Linked DNA regions of Homo sapiens: region 1 is linked to region 2. The links are chromatin loops, found by intact Hi-C in ENCODE. Cell type or tissue: heart left ventricle. All regions are shown on one strand.

Region 1 (2,500 bases), 210 kb before region 2:
TTATCATTATTATAATTTTTTTAAAAATGAACTGGAGATGATACTAATAGTCCCTTATATCATTGGATACTATGAGAAGTAAAAGAGATGATCTATGTAAAGCATTTAATATGGTACATTGCACACTGGCATGTAGTAATAATGTTAATTATTATTCTTATTGTAAATGTTAATTAGTGTTCTTATTGTTAAAAATTCAAAGTGGCAATACTTAGAACATTACGGTACTGGCACCAAAACAAACAAATTAATGGAATAGAATAGAAAGTTTAGAAAGAGACTTAATAATATACAAAAATTAAATTTATGACAAAGGTTTTACTTCAAATCATTTTGGAAAGAGAAAACTATAGTATTGATAAATGAGACTCAATTAGCCAACCCTTTGGGGAAAAACAACTTAGATCCATATGTCTCATCAAATACCAGGATAAATTCTAGCTAGATTAGAATTTTTAATGTAAACACTAAAAATACTAGAAAGAAACAAAGGCAAATATTTATATAGTTTTGGGGAGCCTTTCTAAGCATGGCATCAAGGGCCATAAGTGAAAAAAGATATCCCTGAATATACCAAATAGAGAACTTTCATGTATTTTTGAAAATACAAAAATATATTTCAGTTGATACTGATTAGCCCCGGGGCTTAAAATTGGATGGAAAAAAAATAAGATTTAGTTATTTTTGAACATACCTATTTTTTATAATGGAAGAACTAACAAAATAAAAAGTGCTTTAAAGTGCCCCAGACAAAATCAAAAGGCAAATGAAGAGCTGGAAAATATTGGTAACATCCCTAACAGTCAAAGTCAAATGCCATATTTAATACATAAAGCTGTTGTATCAAGATATAAATATGATGAATGGACAAGTCATTAGCAGGCAGTTCATCAAGAGCTACCAATAAATATATGAAGACATTCAACATTACGAGGAAACAAGCAAATACAAAAAAGTAAGATGCTATTTTAAAAATCACATAGGCAGATATCAAAAAGAATGATGCAGCGTTGTCAAGGGTATGCTTTTACAGAATGCTTGGGCTATAAACATTCTGGTGCATCATTTTATCAGAATCTTTCAACAAAATAAACATATCCTTTAATCCAGTCAGTCTCCTAGAAACTGATCCTGTGCAAATAGGCAAATGTGTATAGTTGTATTGCAGAGTTGTCAATACAAAAATGTTTTATGTCCTTTAACAGGGAATTGGTTATTTAAGTTGTGATACATTCGTGCCATGGAATCTACACAGCCGTTACAAATGACATTGTAAATATAGATTTATAGACCTGGAAAGATGTTCATTACCTATTGTTATACAAAGAAAACAGGTTATAAAGTGTTATATAGAATATGGTGACATTTTTGCTAAAAGTAATGCATATAAATAAGAGAAAGTCTAAAGGGAGATAGACCAAAATTGTAGCAGTTGTTATCTATGAATGGCACCAAGGGTGATTTTTAAAAATCTTTCTTCTTTCCTCTATTGTCTGAATTTTAAAATGATGAACAGGTTATTTAGCTGTCTATCTATCTATCCATCCATCCATCCATCGCCAGTAGGGGGAGCAGAGAATCTTATGTTGTTGTTTCTGCCTGTCTTTATTGGTCCCCCAATTACTCTGTAATCCTCTGCTATTTGGCTTCTGTATCTACTTCTCCATGAAAACGAATTTGCCAGAGTTACCAATGACTTCCTGTTTGTCAAATCTAATAAATACTTTTCGGTTCTCATCTGTTGGACCCTCTGGTTCTGTCTTGTAAACTATTTGCACCTTTTAAAAACACGGTTCTCCTTTTTTCTTGAAACAGAGTCTCACTCTCTTTGCCCAGGCTAAAGTGCAGTGGCGTGAACTCGGCTTACTGCAGCCTCAACTTCCTGGGTTCAAGCCATTCTCCCACCTCAGCCTCTGCAGTAGTGGGAATTACAGGTGCAGGCCACCACACCTGGATATATTTTGTATTTTTTTTGTAGAGACAGAGTCTTGCCATGTCGCCCAAGCTGGTCTTGAACTTCTGGGCTCAAGTGATCCACTTGCCTTGGCCTCCCAATGTGCTGGGGGATTACAGGCATGAGCCACCCCTCCCAGCCTCTTTTTTCCTTTGAGTCCTCTGTGTGATGGTTAATTTTAGGTGTCAACTTGACTGAATTAAGGAATATCTAGAGAACTGGCAAAGTAGTGTTTTTAGGTGTGTGAGAGGGTGTTTCCAGGGGCCATTGGCACTTGAGTCAGTGGACTGAGTATAGGAGATCCACCCTCAATGTGTGTAGGCTAAGAGCCCCGATAGAACAAAAAGAGGAAAAGATTTAGTCTCTTTCTCTCAGAGCTGGTACACACTCTTCTGCCCTTGGTCATCAGAGCTCCAGGCTTTGGACTGCAAGACCTACACCAGTACCCCCTTCTCCCTCATCACCACTTCCTGGGTTTCAGACCTTTGACCTTAGACTGCGAATTACAGCATCAGCTTCCGTGATTCTAAAGCTATAGGACTTGGA
Region 2 (2,500 bases):
GTTTGTTGAAATCCTTGTCTGCCAGTTCTACATCTGGGTCTCGAAGATCTATATCTGGTTCTACATCTTGAAGTCTATTTCTATGGACTGCTTATTTTCTTAAGTCTCATTTTCCTACTTCTTTGCATGTGTGGTAATTTTTAACTTTATGCTGGATATTTTGGGTGAGACTTTGTGGGGAATCTGGATTATGACATATTTCCTGAAAAATATGTTAAGATGTTGAGGTTTTTTTGTTTTTGTTTTTTTCCCCCTGTGAGAGAATGCAATGGCAGATACTCTTGTTCTTGTGAAGCTTAGTTGTATTTTTTGTTAAGACAGGTCTATTTTGTCTTTGAATTTAATCTTAAGGTGTGGTCCTTTTGGTAGGTCATGGTCCTTACTATTATAGTATGATCTTTCTGGGGCTCAACTGAGTACCTGAGGTGCTGAGTGAAGTCTCTTTACCCTAATACTCCAACATTTCCAAGCACTGCAGGTCACCTAAGTATTTCCATTTAGCACTTAGTTCTGTGGCAGGCAATTTCTGCTGTATGGAATCTCTTTCCTCACATGCATGGCTCAGACCTTGGCTAAGAACTTACAGTAAATTCCCATGCAGACTTCTGTCTCTCAACCCTTTCACACAGCTACCTCTTTCTTGGCCATGTTTCCTGTCATTATAGCTTCCTTGGCAGCCTTGCTATTCTAATCTCGGCCTCTTCAGTTTGGTGAGACTGTAGTTTAACTTGATATCCATGTCCCTGAACTAGGGCAGAAAAATAAACCGAACAAAAAGCTGAGAAGATTATGGGGCTCATCCTGTGTATTTTCCTTCTTTCAGGGATCACAGTCCTGCTCTGACCATTGTCCAAGGCCTGAAAGCCGTTGCCTCTTATATTTTGTCCAGTTTTACAGTTGTTTACAGCAAGAAGGCAGATTCAGTACCAATAACTGTGTCACGGTTAGAATAAAAAATTCATGGGTTTATAATTATTTTTCACAAAACCTTGTGAAATAGTACTTGTGAAGTAAGTACTATTATAACCTAGTTTTTTTGAAAGTTAAATTCAGTCTAGTGAGTGGAGCAGTCATAATTTGAACCTAGGCAGTCACATTCTAGACGTTGTGGTCTGACTAAATATACTATGCTGGCTCTGCAACATAACTTATGTTGATTTCCTTCACAGCATTTATCATACTCTTCATCTCATATATATGCTAATATTTATTTATTTATTTACACTCTGCTACTTCTGCTGGTGTATAAGCATCATGTATTTTCTATTTATAACTGTCTCTCCACTGCCTAGCACAGGAATAGGCTCTTGGTGGAAATATTTAATAAGTTTTTTAAAATGAATGAATGAATGTAGATACTACCATTATAAAATCATTTTTAAAATAGGGATTTTTCTTACATATTTGGTACTTTAGACTTCATCTTGTCTGCCACCTTGTGGCAATAAAATTTTGCAATAAAAATAAAAATAAAAAACCCTAAAGGTAGGGAATATACAAAAGGTGATATGTATCATTAAAATCTTTGCAAGTATATACATCAAAATATATTTATATAATAAAAGAATCATAGCAGGATTTTTAATCTTGATAAGAAAGCAGTAATTACAAATCGGTCTTTAGAAATGTTCAAAAACCTTCTGATAAACAGTGGCACTGGTTTGATGAAGTGAGCAGAGATTGAATGTATTAGGAGAGTCTGAGCATTACTTTTGGTTGAAGTAAAAAATAATACTTATATATGCCACTTCGGATATGTTATGAATAAAAAAGAAGAGCCATTTTGATAATAGTTGTTTTCAGAGCCTTTGTATCATTGACTATTTTAGTTTAAATGGCAGTGCTTAGCTGATTAATTTCAAAACGTATCTCTGTTGATCTTAAAACCATAAAGTTATGGTCCTTGTAGTCTTCTCTATGACAAAACAATAGAAGCAAAACTACATGATGGTTTTTAAGCTAATTTTTGTGTTAACAAGTCTCCTAAAAATATGCAGTAGACCTCACATTTACATAAAATTACAGAGAAGATGCTTCAGCAAATGCAAATAAATGCAAAAAAGGAATATTTTAATTTTGATTCATGATTAGTATCAACTTTCACAATGTGATAATAATACAAAAGCAGAATTCTGCATTGAGTATATAACTAATGGTTGTAAGCTGTTTATAGAGTAAATATCCTAATTAATTTATTTTATCAAATACATTTGTTGACTATATTTCAGACTGTTTTAAAATCTAAGATCTTTCAAGATGTTTTGATATTAAAATCATATGTATTGACTTATGCAGTTCTGCACTATGACCAGACCAGCAAAATGATTTATTTCACTTGATGCATTATTAATTGTACAAATTGACTGTTTAACCTTTATTGATTTACATTTCTTACTTAATGTTCAACTTAGGAACAGCAGCAAAAATTATTTTACAAAAGTTAATTGTAACGTAATAGGAAAGATAACTTTACTATTCACTGTTGTACACATTAAATTCG

The links. Hi-C counts contacts between places; a loop is a spot of excess contacts. Peaks named below come from ENCODE experiments on the same cell type or tissue, not always from the same donor. Only the 100,000 strongest peaks of a DNase experiment are listed, where the experiment ranks them.
Region 1: it touches region 2 in a loop (5-fold over the local background); 55 of 110 quality-filtered maps call a loop at or near these places.

The regions. Positions count from the first base shown.
Region 1 is chr3:172,835,030-172,837,529 of GRCh38, forward strand. No RefSeq gene overlaps it. Among named protein-coding and RNA genes, the nearest start is that of ECT2, 86 kb to the left of the region's middle. In heart left ventricle, a CTCF peak has its summit at 1,562 (motif pointing right); no DNase peak of the experiment used is centred here.
Region 2 is chr3:173,044,539-173,047,038 of GRCh38, forward strand. The region is part of intron 3 of SPATA16 (spermatogenesis associated 16); the gene reads right to left. Among named protein-coding and RNA genes, the nearest start is that of SPATA16, 95 kb to the right of the region's middle. In heart left ventricle, a CTCF peak has its summit at 1,425 (motif pointing left); no DNase peak of the experiment used is centred here; H3K27ac peaks cover 780 bases.